2 separate regions of the Homo sapiens genome follow, and region 2 is linked to region 1. The links are chromatin loops, found by intact Hi-C in ENCODE. Cell type or tissue: heart left ventricle. All regions are shown on one strand. Links, peaks and the distances in the headings refer to the core of each region. The heading gives the core; the rest is flanking DNA.

Region 1 (8,905 bases), core at 3,262-5,761:
ATCTTCTGAATAATGTACTGAACACAGTAGGAGTTAAGAATTAAAAATACCTGTCTGCAGTTTCAGAAACAATCACACACAAAATATTTGTTTATTTCCAGACTGATGAAAGACTGAATTTTTGGTCTCATGTATTTACTGTATTGTTTCATATATTTATCTATATGCTTTGGCTGTATTAACTTGTTGAAATAGTTTGTGGTTCTTTATATTTAGCTTTTATAAATAATTGAAAATCTAATGAATGCTTACTTAATAACCAATCTAAACTGGGGACTTCAAACATAGGGAGTCAAGTAATCTGGTTGTGTAATAAATAAGCAAGTTGTTATCTTTCAGGCTGAGGGCATATCAACCAAGCTAAAAGACGTGTGTGTATTAAAAAAAAAAAAAAGTCTACCAAACCACCATATGATATCCAAGGTTAACTATATAGGAGGTCTAATAACATTCAGAAGGTGCTAGATGAATATACCAAAAACATGCGGAATTAAATGATGAAAATTATTTACTGGCATTAGGACGGAATTTTTAATGTCAAATTTTAAAAATGGCCCATTAAAGTCCCAGCTCATGACATCTAAGTATCTGAAGACCCACTACTATTCCTTTTTCTTTTTCTGAGACTGTTACTCTGTCACCCAGGGTGGAGTGCAGTGGCATAATCTCGGCCCACTGCAACCTCTGCCCCTCGGGTTAAAGCAATTTTCATGCCTCAGCCTCCTGAGTAGCTACGATTACAGGTGTGTGCCACCACACCCAGCTAATTCTTACATTTTTAGCAGAGACAGGGTTTCACCATGTTGGCCACGCTGGTCTCATGACCTCACGTGCTCCACCTGTGTCAGCCTCCCAAGGTGCTGGGATTACAGGCCTGAGCCACCACAGCGAGCCAGATCTGCTATTCTTTTAAGTTACTAGTATTAAGTGATGCTTCTACTCTTGAGTTGCACCTCAGGATCTCAAGTTATTGGTTTGACCTTTAGGGAAAACAGTAACCGTAATAAAAAGATCACAATGTCTAAACATCTTGCAGTAATTCATTGTAAAAGTAGTAGGGTGAACTCTTACTATGCTTAAAATAACAGTTGATAGCCCCCCTCCACCTTTTTAAAAGATGCTTATGGCTGGGTGTGGTGGCTCACACCTGTAATCCCAGCACTCTTGAGAGGCCGAGGTGGGCGGATCACCTGAGGTCAGGAGTTCGAGACCAGCTTAGCCAACATACTGAAACCCCATCTATACTAAAAATACAAAAATTAGCTGGGTGTGGTGACACAAACCTGTAATCCCAGCTACTGGGGAGGCTGAGGCAGGAGAAATGCTTGAACTCGGGAGGCAAAGACTGCAGTGAGCCGAGATCTTGCCAGTGCATTCCAGCCTGGGTGATAGAGCAAGACTTTTTCTCAAAAAAAAAAAAAAAAGATGCTTATATTAAGTGGGGTGGGGGAAGGAGGGATGTATAGAAGTTGGTTAAATGGTACAACAGTAAAGTTAGAAGGAGTAAGTTCTACTATTTTACAGTACAGTAGGAAAATTATAGTTAATAATTTATATTGTATATTTCAAAATAGCCAGATTTGTAATGTTCCCAACACAAAGATGTTTGAGGTGATAGCTATTCCAACTACCCTGATTTGATCATTACACATGGTATACAATTATGAAAATATCACATGTGCCCCTAAAACATGCACAAATATTATCTATATCAATAAAAAGAAAGAAGTAAAGTGTTACATTAAGTGGGGAGTTTAGAAATAAAGCCTTCTCAGGCTGGGCACGGTGGTTCACGCCTGTAATCCCAGCACTTTGGGAGGCCAAGCGGGCAGATCACAAGGTCAGCAGATCAAGACCATTCTGGCTAATACGGTGAAACCCCGTCTCTACTAAAAAAGAAATAAAGCCTTCTCTCTCTCAACAAATCTAAACACTCCTAAGAAGAGATACTTTCTGGGCTAACAAGACTTTACCTGTTTGACAAGAAAAGTTTAGGCCATCAGAATATTCTAATTTTCTTAAAAAGAAAAATCCTCTTTCAGCGGTAGGTAGGTAAGATAAACTCCTAGAGTTCTGTAATTTGGTCACTTTTTTTTTTGGTTTAGGATTTAATGTTTGAAAAACACTTCTGCTAGAGAGGTTCTGCTTTTGACTTCTTAAAAGAACTAAAACCGGCCTTAAAGTTTATGCTGTAAACAGAAAAGCTAAAATGGGTATTAGACAGTATAACTGAGTTTACTCATAGCTAGGCTTCAAAGTGCCTGATTTCAAGGTGACTTGGAAATTTACTTTGTGTCTGCCCCTCATTTAAAAAATAAAGAAGCCAAGAAGCTGGTTTATTTCAATCTTTAGGCAACTCCTCTAGGCCAATGATTTTACAATCTAACATTCATTTATTATTCTAAGAATTATGTATATTATTAATAATATACACAAGGGTCAAATTTATTTGAATGTGGAATTTTAAATACAGGTGACCCTTGAACAACATGGGTTTAAAATGTACAAGTCCACTTATACACAAATTTTCTTCTGCCTCTGCCACCCCTGAGAAAGACCCCTCCTCTTCCTCAGCCTACTCAACGAGATTGAATACCTTTATGATCCACTCCTACTTAATGAACAGTAAATATATTTTTTTTTCCTCATCATTGCAACCTTTGCTTCCCAGGTTCAAGTAATTCTCCTGCCTCAGCCTCCCGAGTAGCTGAGATTACAGGCGCCAACCACTATGCCTGGCTAATTTTTATGTATTTTTAGTAGAGACGGGGTTTCACCATGTTAGCTAGGCTGGTCTTGAACTCAACAGGATCTCATCCTGTCACCCAGGCTAGAGTGCAGTGGTGCAATCATAGCTCACTGCAGCCTTAAACTCCTGGGCTCAAGCAATCCTCCTGCCTCAGCCTCCTGAGTAGCTAAGACTACAGGCATGCACAACCATGCCTGGTTTGTAGAGACAGGGTCTCACTTTGTTGCCCAGGGTGGTCTTGAACTCCTGAGCTCAAATGATCCTCCCACCTCGGCCTCCCAAAATACAGGGATTACTAGCCATGAGTCATCATACCCAGCCCATTTGATTTTATCTAGTTACTTTATTGTAATAAGACAGTATATAATACATATAACATACAGAATATATGTTAATTGACTATGTTATTGGTAAGGCTGACAGTCAACAGTAGGCTATTAGCAGTTAGGTTTGGTTTATGGGGAGTCAAAAGTTATATGTGAATTTGACTGCATGGGAAGTGGGTCAGAGCCCAACCCCTGAGTTGTTAAGAGTCAACTGTATATGCTTGGAGTTACCGCAAAAGGAAACTGATCCAGGACACTTTATTTTTAAAGCTGAGAATGAATCATGATACCAAAATTAGAGAAGTATTAGTGTTGAAGCTTTAAATAAGTTTTACTAAGAAAAATTAACACATGTTCCCAGAGCCAATCCTAAATATCACCCAGTAGGAACACTAAAGATTGAGGGTGAGTTCAGTGGAATTTAAATTTTCATAGCAACCTGCAGCAAACATCAACTTAATTTGTCCTGAAGTCTATGTTAAAATGCATGCCTGCATCCCAGAAATGAGGCCTTCTCGTCCCAGGTAATCAGAGTCACTTCAAAGATAACTTTTGAATTACGGAAGAAATGGTTCATGGCAATAGTACCTCCAAACTTCTCAGGTCGGATGTCTAATATTACAGTAACACTCCCCCAAAAAGAAATGAAAATATAATGTCTTTGCACTGTTGCTTTCCACAGACATTTTAGAGAAGCAATCCATTCCATATATCAGTGTTATCAATGTAGCATTTGCAAATTAAATACCTGGGAATGAGGGGTTTGTCAAAAATGCAGATTTTTATTAAATAGTGCAGCATATGGTTCTTCAAAAATTGCTACACTGTAAGAAAATTATGAATGATGACATCTAACATCTTGTTTCTGGGACCTGTGGGTAAGAAGCCTAAGAGTATTTTAATAAGTTTCAGAAATGATTATGGTGATCAAACCGGCTTGGGAACTACCAACTTGCAGCATTTTAATATGTCCATAGCAGGGAAACTTGTACTTTATGTAGTACCTACAACTACCACTTTGGAAATTTGTTGGTATCTATGTAACAGAATAAATCAACTTATTTATTTTTGCAAAACTTAGAAGTGACTTTTAACTTGGTGCCAAATCTTTCCAAAGAATACAAACTTGCTTGCGTTGTGGAAGGGATTAATTAGCACATTGATGGACTCAACTTTTTAAAAACAGGTATTAACATCATCATCTACTGTTAATTGTAAATCATTCAGAATCTCTGTGCAGACTGACATGTATTTTTACCAGTGCCATTTTGGGCTACAAATCTGTTTAGTTCCTATGACTGTTGCTGCATGTTGGTAAGTGTTGATGTCTCTGCATCCATACTTGGAGGACAGTATCTATTCTTTTGAAATAAGATGCCAGAAAATCTACCTGAACTTTCATCCTGTAAATAAGGCCACTGAACTGTTAAGAAAGTGAACTGTGGGAAAGTTCTCTTCTTTGAAGTTCCCTTGAAGTTAAAGTACCTTTACAGTTGCAATGGACACATGAGTACCAGGGTATGTGTCATGTGGGATTGCTAGTCTTTCAAGATAATTGTGCCTGATGAAACCTAAGAGGAATATATGCCCAACTGTTTTCTTGGTATTATTTTTTCTTTACTAAGGATGGCTACGTTCTTGGACATTAATCATCATTAACTACAGAAATGCATCTCTAACCTTTCTTCTCTTTACAATCTAGGTTTAGGAGATATTTTGCAGATTTATACTTACACCAAAGACAACAGACCCAATTAATTCAAAATTTACTTAAGCACTTACTATGTCCTAGGTACAAATGCAGGCACTACCCGTTTAACAATAAACTGAATCCTTTTATCTGAGGGAGACAATGCAAGTTAGATATTCTGCTCTTCAGGGGCTCATATTCTAGTGCTGGGGTCCCCAACACCCTCCCCTACCCCACCACACAACAGGAGGTGAGCTGTGGACAAGCATTACCCCCACCCCCAAAGCTCTGTCTCCTGCCAATCAGCTGTGGCATTAGACTCTCATAGGAATGTGAACCTTCACATGTGAGGGATCTATGAATCTAACTCCTTATGAATCTAACTCATGCCCGATGACCTGAGATAGGCACTTTGTCTCAAAAATAAAAAATAAAAGATGCTTATATTAAGTGGGGTGGGGGAAGGAGGGATGTATAGAAGTTGGTTAAGTGGTGCAAAAGTAAAGTTAGAAGGAATAAGTTCTACTATGTTACAGGAGTAGAATAAGGAGCGTGTGCCCCTAAATATGCATAAATATTATCTCTATCAATGAAAAGAAAGAAGTAGAGTGTTACATAAAGTGGGGAGTTTAGAATCTCATGAATCTAACTAATGCCCGATGACCTGAGATGGAACAGTTTTATCCCAAAACCACCACCACCCCCACATCCCATCCATGGGAAAAAACTGTCTTCCACAAAACTGGTCCCTGGTGCCAAAAACGTTGGGGACTGCTGTTCTAGTGGGTAAAGAGGCTATAAATAATTGTAATAAACTGCAGTTAAGCGCTATAATAGAGCTGGGGTACATGGAATTATAAAAAATAAGACTTATTGGAAAAAGATCAGAGAAGGCTACACAGAAAAACACTTGCATTCACAAAATAGACAGGGGTATTCTATGAAGAGATAATAGTACAGGTTGCGTATCACTTATCTGAAATGCTTGAGACCAAAAGTGCTCTGGATTTTGGAATATTTGCATATACATGAGATAGATATATTGGGGGTGGGATGCAAGTCTAAACATAAGCTCATTTATGTTTCATAAATGCTTCACCTTATGCACACTGCCTGAAGTAATTTTATACAATATTTTTAATATCTGTGCATGACACTAAGTTTTGACTGTGACCTATCACATAAGGTCAAGTGTGGAATTTTCCACCTGTGGCATCATGTTGGTAGTTTCGAATTTTGGAACATTGCAGATTTTGGATTTTCAGATTAGGGATGCTCAAACTGTATTAATATGGCTGGAAGCAAAAGCAGCAGCAACTGGGTACTTCTGATTGGAAAAAAAGGCAAGAGGCAGATCATGGGATTCATTAAAAGCTTTCAAGCAATATCAGATACACATTTAAGTAAAATCACTTTGAAGTGTTAACAGATGGATTAGAAAAATTAAAAGCCAGGGTAAGCTAGGAGGTTACTACACAGTTCTATACACAAACTCATGTATTTAGCAAATATTCAGAGTGAGTGACTGAATACACTTTTCCAGACCTGAATTAAAGTAGTGGCAGTGGGAGTGAAGACAACGAGGGGAGATAGGCCAAGAACTATAGTTAGAACAGACATTAGGGACATAAGGAACATGGGTATTAAAGAAAGGAAGATGATTCCTAGGCTTCTGATAATCTGAGACCATACTGTTTTCAGTTTGTATCCCATTTTTTTTTTTTTTTGGACAGAGTATTGCTCTGTTGCCCAGGCTAGAGTGCAGTGGCATGATCTCAGCTCACTCCACCTCCTGGGTTCGAGCAATCTCCTGCCTCAGCCTCCCGAGTGGCTGGGATTACAGGCGCCCACCACCGCGCTCGGCTAATTTCTGTATTTTTAGTAGAGACGGGGTTTCACCATCTTGGCCAGGCTGGTCTCGAACTCCTGACCTCATGATCCACCCACCTCGGCCTCCCAAAGTGCTGGGATTACAGGCATGAGCCACCAGGCCCGGCCAGTTTGTATCCCATTTTTAAGTTAATATCCAAGCATCAGCCCATTCCCATTTTTTTGGTAACATACGCCTGCTATAGAAAATCCATCTGTAAGCCTATAACCCAAAAAGAAACCATTATTTCCTTTACCTATTTCTATGGAAACATACACAATATACAAAAGTCCTATAAATTGTGACCTATATTTATATTTTCACCATTTTTTTGTAATATGTGATGCTTTGAAATAACTCTTTGGAAACAATTTTAATTGCTATTTATGGACATATCCTAATTTAAATTTGTCAGAAATTCACAAGTCTTTTATACATTTTTGTATCCTTCTAAGACTAACTTGTCACAATTTAAAAGAATGCTGATGACTATTATTATAAATCTATTTTTTTAACAGCTGAGAAAAGTAGTTTCATTTTAAAAACTGATTAAAGAATTGTCTTTGAGTTATGCTTTCCATGTTGGTAAAATCAGACAGCCGAGATACATGAATTATTCCAAAACAATATTCCAAAATGAATGTTGGATAACTTTTCATTATTCTATAGCAAAGTGAGAATAAGAACAATGTAGCCAGGTTTTAAAAAGACACTTTTTAAATCATAAGACAATGTCCTTATTTGGTATTAAAAGATCCATTTTAGGCTGTGCTTCGTGGCTCACACCTGTAATCCCAGCACTTTGGGAGGCTGAGGCAGGTGGGTCACCTGAGGTCAGGAGTTCGAGACCAGCCTGGCCAACATGGTGAAACCCTGTCTCTGCTAAAAGTAAAAAATTAGCCGGGCATGGTGGTGGGCGCCTATAATCCCAGCTACTTGGGAGGCTGAGGCAAGAACTGCTTGAACTTGGAGGCAGAGGTTGCAGTGAGCCAAGATCGCAACATTGCACTCCAGTCTGGGTAACAGAGTGAGACTCTGTCTCAAAAAAAAAAAAAAAAAAAACTATTTTAAAACTCAGTATCTAATTGAATGCTAATACTGAGTGAACTTAAAACTGACAACTATACTGGTTTCCATTCAATTCATTCAACAAATCCTAAAGTCTAGGAATTTGACTGGCTCTAAAACCCTTGGCAACTCTCTTTAGTTTGCTTCTCATATACACTGGATCTCCATAAAAACTCTACCAAAAATCCCACAAGAGTTTCATAATTATTTTGCTTTGTTGACTCATATCTTAGAGCTACATGGACATACATTATTTGGTCTATCCTAAAACTTTGAGAAAGTTATCCTATTTGAATTTCAGGAATACAGAATGTGAGCCTTTCCTTTCAACCATTTATTCTATATTATAAAGGATTCGGTGAGACACAAGACCTAGATTATGAAGCAAAGGGTTCTTTGATTCAAAAGGAACAAATCCAACCTGCTTGATGTGAAGCTATCTAATCACTGGCTGCTATTACATAAGGGAGTTACTTAGGCACCTTGACAAAGATTATTATGATTAATAATTACCCTGTTCTTATAAGAACACTTCTCCCAACCAGTTCAAAGCCTTCTGGTATACAATGCCTCCCTCGATACATACTAACAATATGAATGAATCCCTCCACCAAAATTAATTCCGCTAATGAAAGAGAGGCTAGGTTGCAAAGGACATGTATAACCAAACTACTTTCAAATTCATACCTTTAAGTCCAAACGACCTGTGATGTCAAAACTCCTACTCCCTCAATCTAAAGAGGGTCTATTCCCTACATTTACCTTCATCTGAACATTACAGAGCCCCAAGTTTTCAAAAAGTTAGCTGGTCTGGTTGCAATTATTGAGTTATAAAGTACCAAATTTTGGCCAGGTGCGGTGGTTCACGCCTGTAATCCCAGCACTTTGGGAGGCCGAGGTGGGCGGATCACCTGAGGTCAGGAGTTCCACACCAGCCTGGCCAACATGGTGAAACCCTGTCTCTACTAAAAATAAAAAATTAGCCAGGTGTGGTTGCAGGCACCTGTAGTTACAGCTACTCAGGAGGCTGAGGTTACTGTGAGCCGAGATTGCACCACTGTACTCCAGCGTGGGAGACAGAGTGAGATTCCGTGCCCTCCCCCCCAAAATCTTATTCTTTTCACTATGAATTTTAAGGAAATAAATTAAAACTCCATATATCAATGCTTAATTCTCTTCTTCCCATCCTCATGCCTCACCCC
Region 2 (8,905 bases), core at 2,274-4,773, 270 kb after region 1:
ATAAGGTGGGGTTAACAGTGAGTAAGCCAGTAAGTAGACCAAATGTCACTGATACGCCCCACTGTCAAACAGCAGCTGTGACAAATGCTACAAAGGAGAAGTACATGGTACTGTAATTTGATACAGGCAGAGCTTCCTTGAGACAGGAAGGATGGGAACAGCAAAACAGCCAGGACATGACCAAAGGAAGAGATACATGAGACAAGGCTGGAGAGGGAGATGAGGACAGAGAAAAGAGGTACTCACTGACCCAGGTATGGAGTTTACCTAACTCCCAAGCACAAGGGGAAGACAGCTGAAAGGTTTTAAACGTGGAATGACCTACCTGATCAGATTTGTGTTCTGAAAGGTTTGCTCTGGCTGTAATGTAAGCAACCCTCCAGAGAAGCATCAGTAAACAGACAGAATCAAAATTGATTACAAAATAATGTAGAAACTACTACATCTAGACCAAATAAATAATGGCCAACAGAAAACCTGATCAGAACATTGTCCAGTCTTTCATTGGAAACTAACACTACACTTTTATTTAGGTATATGATACATAAATTTTAGAGACTAGGAACAGCTTAAAACTTAACACTTCAGAAGCTATCAAAATGTCATGATTTCTTGGACAGACCTAAGGTGGCCTACCTACCTCAAGGGCTTTAAGTAAAGAGGACTGGAGCTCGAGGAAGTGGCTCCAAGGCGGACGGCTAAGCATCAAAAACTGCGGCTCTGATTTACATTCCCCAGCTCCCAAACCAAGCATCTTCTTTATATATTTTACATGATAACTTCCTATTAAGGTTTGACGAAAGAAGGTTTTGCTACTGAAACCAAGTCTGAAAACTAATGTTAATACCCACGGCCTCTAGTACCCAGTTACAAGACTATAATCAGTGGGAAAGCAGTGCCTCCAACAACAACACCCTAGGGTCACTTACTGGTCTATGCTTCTAATTCTGTTCCCCCTCAGGAACGCTCATGTTCAGAAATAGTCCAGTTTCTACTTCTAATCCTCCTCAAAATGGTGCAAACTCTGGGTAACACTGGTAGAGCCACCAGAATGCTAACAAGGAAAAAGGAAGGGAGAAATGGAGGGAAAGGTAAGAGAAGGAAAAAAATATATACAATACCAAATTGAAAAGAACCTGGAGCATACACAGTTGGTGGAAGTATAGAGTGGTACATTCACTTTGGAAAACTGACAATACCCACTAAAACTCAGCAACTGCACTCCTAGGAATATATTAAACAAATGCATGCAAGCTTCATTAACCAAAAGACATGTATGGAAATGCTCACGGCAGACTGGGCAAGGTGGCTCACACCTGTAATCCTAGCACTTTGGGAGGCTGAGGTGGGTGGACTGAGGTCAGGAGTTTGAGACCAGCCTGGCCAACAAGGCAAAACCCCGTGTCTACTAAAAATACAAAAATTAGCCGGGCGTGGTGGCGCGGGCCTGTAATCCCAGCTACTCTGGAGGCTGAGGCAGGAAAATTGCTTGAACCTGGGAGGCAGAGGTTGCAGTGAGCTGAGATCGCTCCACTTTACTCCAGCCTGGGCAAAAGAGCAAAACTCCATTTCAAAAAAAAAAAAGAAAAAGAAATGCTCATAGCAGCACTATTCCTAATAACCACAAACTGTAAGCCTCCCAAATGCTCATTAATAGAATGAATAAACTGAGGTATATTCATGAATACTGTACAGATATGAGACTGAATTAATTACAACTACACACAACAATATGGATGAACCTCACATAGGTAACCTCACATAGGTAACAGACCAAAAGCTTATCCAGAGGGTTTCTATTTATATAATGTTCAAAACAGATACAACTGAACTGTCATATGCAAAAAATTGAATCTCAATCTTTACCTTAATACTAAAACCCCAAATGAATCACAGACTTAAATGTTAAGATCCTAAAACTCCTAAAAGTCAATCTAGCAGAAAATATTAGTGACCCTAGGCTTGGCAAAGATTTCTTAGGCACAACACACACACACACAAAACAAACAAACAAAAACACTGAAAAAAAATTTCAATAAACTGTATTTCATAAAGATCTATGATCTGGGTACTATTCCATATACGTATCTTCAATGAAAATACTAACAAAAATTAAATAAAGAATTGAGTGATGAGAAGACAACACAATCAACCACTATGTCATCTCATTAAGGAACAAGTACACCTCTACAAGGAGAGAAAGAAAGCCAACAGTGGCAGAGCAGGAGTTGGAAAAGGGAAAAATAGTTATCAACAAATGTTTTTCCTAGTCTTTGCATTGCAACGGGGGGAGAAAGGGAAAACAACGAAGAAAGACCCTTTGGTTCTCCTCCTATAACTGCTCTTAGTCCACCACACATCATAAAAGAAAATATATCAACTTAAGAGCAAATCAAAGACATCTTGGTCCAGGATCCTTTTCCACTGAATGCCCTTTACTTCTTTCTCTCTTCATCTGGTACCTTCCTCACTTTTGAATTTTTTCCCTTCCTTTCTCCTTATTTTTCCAGGTATAGCTTTTTGCTCTCCGCATCCACACATCGCTATGTATCACTTTCACCTTTGCATACGAGGCACCAAAATAAGAAGAGAACAATTAAAATACACACACAAAAACAGCCTGGGTTCCTTATGGATTTGAAATACCCTTATATTGGAGAAGGGACAACACACAATCTCTATCAATTCTCACCAATCCTTTTTATTCGGCATTGGTAGAATATAGGCCACAGCATAAATATTACTATGACACTTTTTCCCTCTCCGCTTCTCTCCTCTCCTGAACAAGACAGCTACAGTTTGTGAATTCAGTATTGGCTAGCTAACTGAAATGTTAAGGATCTAGGCTAGGAGTTCTTATCTATTGAGCTACAAGTATAAAGACTCCCTTTTAAACACTAAAATACATCAAAAACCCACAAACATGCAAAAAGAAATTATCCTTTCCGTATCTGTTCCCTGAGAAAATGCAAACCTATATAGCACTGTTGTGAGTTGTTAATTTTTAGTTCATTGTGAACTTTATCAATTAAAACAACATCCACTCACACTGAACAGCAGATGTGGGCAATGCTATGTGTGAATGCAGTCTCAGCTTCTCAGATCTCCTCATCTCACAAACTCCTCAGCCCTCCTTGGGTTTACCTAGGCAGACTGGGAATCAGCTCTGACCACTCTGGGCTCAACTTTCTTTACTGATTAAGAATTGTACAATTTTGTTACCTGAGTTCCCTGAAGAAATAGCAATAAAGTTTGACAAAAATGATAGTACGGTAAAGTACCTTCTGTTCACACAGGATTCTTCTGGGATGATTTATTAAACAGTTCTCCCAATAACCATTCCTTCTACACACAACACACACACCCCTTCCCTCTCTTTCTCTTCACCTAAAAAGCACTCAGAACTGGTATCTAGACTGTTTAATAAATGATTAGAGTCAGCCCTCCACATCCACAGATTTGACCCACTACAGATCAAAAATATTTGGGATATAAAACAATAAAAAATAAAATACAACAATAATACAAATTTTTAAACTATAATATAACAACTATTTACAGAGTGTTTTCATTGTATTAGGTATTGTAAGTAATCTAGAGATGTTTTAAAACATATGGGACGAAGTACACAGGTTATGTGCAAATACTATACCATTTTACATGAAGGACTTGAGCATCTGTGGATTTTGATATCTATGGGGGGTCATGGAACCAATCAATCCCCCTTGGACACCAAGGGACAACTGTACTACACCTTTTTAGCTATTATGGTTATTACTACTACTACTCTCCCCCACGCACATTACCCCATAAATCCCAGAAGTGCTCTAGCTAAGAAAGGGCAAAATGAAGAAACGAGAACTTGAAAACCTAGTTTTTTTAATCAGATATTCACATTTATTACTGTAAACAGGAGTAAACAAGGGAGTAAAAATGTGTCTAGCACCGACTCTACTATATTCAAGATGAATTCATTCATTCAACAGGCACTCAAAAAAAAGGAAAATACCTGCAGTAGGATTTACCCCTAAAATCTCCAGAGGGTACTGTCTTGCAGCAAATATCTTCCTCGTAACTATTATATACATCATTTTTCATTCATCATTAGGCATTTTTTTTAAAAAATTCATTCAATAGCATTCTCTGCTCTTAATTTTTTAAATGGTTATGCTGAGTTTTTTTCTCTCTCTTCAAAACACAAAACCAAAAAATAAACTAACGTTTTGTAACCCTGATAGTTTTGATCTTAGGAGTCAGCCATTCAGAACAGAAGTACTCCATAACTCCCCTACAAAATGGCACTCTTCAGACTTCCACTGTTCCTTTAAAGGTAAAAACATAATTTTAGATTTCAAGGTGTTATTGAGATCTATTAGGATAACGTATTTCCCAATTTAGCCCCCCAAACAACCTTCAAATTCCATTATAATTTTACTTCAAATCGTATGTATATTTTTCAGTGAAGGACTCTTAAGATTCTACAAAAATAAATTAGGTTGTTTTGCTTTTCCCATTTTATAAAATTGAACAAAAACAATTCAACCAATACTAAGCTCTTGCAAGACTAGCAATTCTTTTAAAAGGATAAAAATGAGATGAAAAATTACTAGAAATAATCACATCAGGGTTTTTGTATTTATATTTTGTATTTAGAGGTACTTTTCTCTACCCAGTTTTCTGAATTATCAAAAGATAATTCTATATACTGCAGGAACAAAATCAGTTGTGGTGAATGATAACTTTTGGTTTGCTTACAATCAAGCAGTTTCTCCCCTGCTAAAGAAAGAAGTCAGATTTCTTCAACCTTTCTACCAGTAGACAGATGGGAACACTGACTATATGCAAATTCCAAATATCTCTAAGATTTAGAGCACCATGCCTCAAACCATTAACTTATTTTTTTTTTAAGTGAAAGCAAAAACTCTTAAAATGTAGCTGGACTGGTGAACAAGGAATTTAAGAATGTAATGATAATGCTACATGATATTGTAAGGTGTTAAATTCCTGGACAGGATATAGTGTTACAAGCCATAAATTCTTTTTAAACTTCAGATTCTTATTTTTCAAGTTCCTCCAAACAAATTAAAAAGACAAATGATTTGACTGTTCATTACCATATGACTTTTAATAAAAAGTAGGGGCAAGGGAGAGTACCTTCTTGTTGTAATATATCTACATTAACGAAACAACTTCTATGTTTGCAAAGTGTTGTCTGATTTATAAGCTACATTTATCAACCATTAAGTCAGGACAGCATAATGGCCATGAAATAATAATACATAAATTAAGTAATCTCTGGTAAAACTGTGCATGAAGTTATCAGAAGCAATAGTGGCTGATTTCTAAACTTTAAAATCATGACCACATGCGTCCTCCCTTTCCTTCAAATAACCACCAGAGTGTAGGTAAGTAAATAAATAAAATCACTAAAATATCTTAGAATATCTTTCCTTACAGAATGTATTTTAACCAGAAAACCTCATCCACTCCTAATTTGTTTCTCAATAATATTCATCCACTCTGTCCAACCCTCAATTTATCAGTAAAGAATTCATGATATTCCAAAAAGCTAATGTAATTATTACTGTCATCTCATTAAGTGTGCTCTTCCTAGTACCAAACTCTAACATTACAGCTGATACCCAGCTCGTTCACTATGCACACCACCCTCTTCTACCCTTCCCATCACCACCATTTTACTGGCAGAATATTCACAAGGCTGAAGACTGTTTCTCATCTCAGCAAACAGAATGCTTAAGATCAGATGGCTAGCCACAAACCAAAAGTTAGAAGCCACACAAAAATAAACACTAGCAGTCCTAAAATTTTCTACTTTCAGTCTCTAACAAAAGCAGTAACATCATTTTTATTTGTGATGCCCTAAGTTAGAGCCATAAGCTTTTTCCCCTGATTATACTAATAAATCAATTTAAAATGATAATTTTACATCAGATTATGTCCTTCATATACTAGCATACTTTAAATAAATCCATTTTACCATGGTAGGTTCTTCAACTCATTTTTTTTGTATTTTTTCTGTATCATTCCTTAACTACCACATTATTTCTCCATTATTTTTCTAAATATTACATCTATGAACAAAAAAGATAACCCTGCAAACCCTAGAAAAGATAAATCAACATATACCTTAAGTATAAAATATCAATATTAAGTATAACCTATTAGGTAACCAAGAGAAAGGTAAGCATCAACTGTATGCCCAGGAATCTCAATTTAAGACATCATGTAGTATACACTATTTTGGTAAACAGAACTGTATACAATATTTGCATATCAAAATAGGCAACTATAGCCTTATTTCTGACTTCAGATAAAAATATCTTAATTCTTTTTATAAGGCAAAACAGTCATTTTAATGAAATATCTCTTTTCAGATATAATCATATGATTGACAGATAAAATAATTGCTTTAAAAATACTTCTGAGTCATTTTGTCCTTACCTGCAGGCATGAACCATTACTGCATGCAGTGACTGTTCCATTTCCTAGCACAGACTTGAAGAAGCATCATATCTCTCTTACAGAATGTGACTAATCTGTGGGTTTGCAATTCCTAAGCTATTTACAAATGGCACTCCCTTACCATATAAGAATAAATATTTATTACAACCCAAAATCAAGTATTTTTAACCTACATTTTACAAATAACCTTCGTAATTCTGTAGAGCAGCAACCTCAACATATAGGAAGAAAACCTCACAGCATTTCCCTTTAAAAAAGCAAGATTTTTCTTTTCTGCTTTTTAGCTAAATTATTTTTAAAGCCTTCAACAGCTGTCACACATGAACCAGCGGTCTGCTGTGTTATGGTGTGCATGCTGCAGCTGATCAGGCTCCACTATTTTTCTTAAAAAAATCAATCACCCTTTGCAAAAGCAGAACAGCTTGCCCCAATACACATCTTCAATACAGCACAATACCAGCATGCAGGACAATACGTTATATAGCAAACTTGACAAGAAAAAAAAATATGTCCTGGTTTGTTTCTTAGCAATGCTACACCATTAATTGTTCATGCAAGAGATGTAGCTGTACCTTTCTGAAGAGGACGACTTCTCAGAGTTAACTGACATCAGCAGCTCAATCTTCTGCTTGATTTCTGGAAAAATCAGAAAATATTCACAACCAAGATTGCCTGCCCTTGCTTTCAAGCCTTATATCAAGAGATTTTTCTTCTCTAATCCCTTTTGTTCAGAATGAGGCCACAAGATTCGCAGTACTTCTGTTAGGACTGGGATTCAATGGTGCTATAAAGGGAAAAAGCTCCAGAGGCATCAGGCCTTGCTAAACTATGCACATGACTGTTTATGAAAGCAGGAAGTACCATTTCTTTAAAGCAGAGGGGTGTTTTCTTTTTTAAGGTAGAACTAGCATGGTTCTACAAGATGATTTTCAATTTAGCAAAATAAAATACAAACAAGAAATCTTGAACATCTGAATTAAATATACTAGATAATTTGAGAAGCCTGGGTAATCACGTCACAGGCTGTAATAAACAGATATGCAACCCTTGGCTGTTTCTATTTCACTAGCCCTAAAAAATATGGCTCAGTGAATCATTTTTGTCACTTAAGAATGAAATATTAAACCAGAACCCCGATGTATAGATTTCAAAATGTTTAACCTTTGTTTTAATTTCTTGATTGTGTTTAATTAAAGACACATTTAATATCTAGTGTTCCTAACTCCTCTAGAAAGAGACTTCTGATTTTATACCTTAATTTTCCCCTCCTCCTTAGCAGTACAGTACAAGTGAACAGCAACACCCATTTACCGAGCAGAGATAATATATTTGTCCTTTTAGGAAAGGATTGACAATAGACATCTACAACAGGAATGTAAGCACCAGTTCAACTTAATTAAAAGATAATTGCTGATACTGATTTGGAAGGGAGATAACAGACTAAAAGGGAAGGAAGGGTGAAAATAAGAGAGGGAAAAGATAAGGAGACAATCTAACACGTTTCCTTTAAAACATCAACGACTGACTAAAGCACATAATTTTAAGTTAATAAAACTGACATGGTCCTATTACCCAGACTATTTCATGTGTAAAGCTGTTTTCCTATCCCTAATAAGTATTTCCAACTGGATTTTTAAAACTGAAGTGTGCTTTCATAATAAAAAGTTCACATACTAAAAAATAAATTAGTGCCAATAAAATGCTATCAACAGTACCAGGATTTCAAAATAGACCTCAATAGTTTTTTAAGCAGTAAAGCAAATTTTTTTTAAAATGTTGACTATATAAATCAAAGTTGAATATGAGAAGATGTAAAGGAAAAAGGAATAAAAATTAGTTCCATAAAATACAATGGACCTGTACAGAAATATCCTCTCAGCGTTGTTAAAATAAGGATTTTTCCCAAATTTTTAAGCTTATAACTTCAATGAGCATTATAAAAGCGGCATGAATACCTGATGAGAGAGCAGAATCTACCACAGGGTGTAGCCAAGCTGCCGAGCCACTGGGAGAGCAGAGCACAGCGCCTATAGCTGGGGTGGTGCTGAGACTCACCTTGAGGATCAGGCACATGGCGCCACAGTGAGCCCTCAGCAGGGCCCCTCCCCTCATTTTGGAAGGAGCAGGGTGTCAGAGCTCAGACTCTGCCTTGGATTTAGGAACAGCCTCCTCTGCCCTTTTTTTTTTTTTTTTGAGATGGAATTTCACTCGTTGCCCAGGCTAGAGTGCAATGGCACAATCTCGGCTCACTGCAACCTCCGCCTCCCGGGTTCAAGCGATTCTCCTGTCTCAGCCTCCCGGGTAGCTGGGATTACAGGCGCCCGCCACCATACCCAGCTAATTTTTTGTCTTTTTAGTAGAGACAGGGTTTCACCATGTTGGTCAGGCTGGTCTTGAACTCCTGACCTCAGATGATGCGCCC

Evidence for each region. Hi-C counts contacts between places; a loop is a spot of excess contacts. Peaks named below come from ENCODE experiments on the same cell type or tissue, not always from the same donor. Only the 100,000 strongest peaks of a DNase experiment are listed, where the experiment ranks them.
Region 2: a loop joins it to region 1, with 3 times the contacts of the local background. A loop is called at or near these places in 5 of 110 quality-filtered maps.

What each region holds. Positions count from the first base shown.
Region 1 is chr7:104,990,364-104,999,268 of GRCh38, forward strand. LINC01004 (long intergenic non-protein coding RNA 1004) reads right to left here and starts at 802. Exons shown (of 1, transcript NR_039981.2): 1 at 1-802. In heart left ventricle, for the core only: no CTCF peak of the experiment used is centred there; no DNase peak of the experiment used is centred there; H3K4me3 peaks cover 337 bases; H3K27ac peaks cover 442 bases.
Region 2 is chr7:105,261,751-105,270,655 of GRCh38, forward strand. The region is part of intron 2 of SRPK2 (SRSF protein kinase 2); the gene reads right to left. Among named protein-coding and RNA genes, the nearest start is that of SRPK2, 120 kb to the right of the region's middle. RefSeq lists an enhancer at 7,068-7,357. In heart left ventricle, for the core only: no CTCF peak of the experiment used is centred there; no DNase peak of the experiment used is centred there.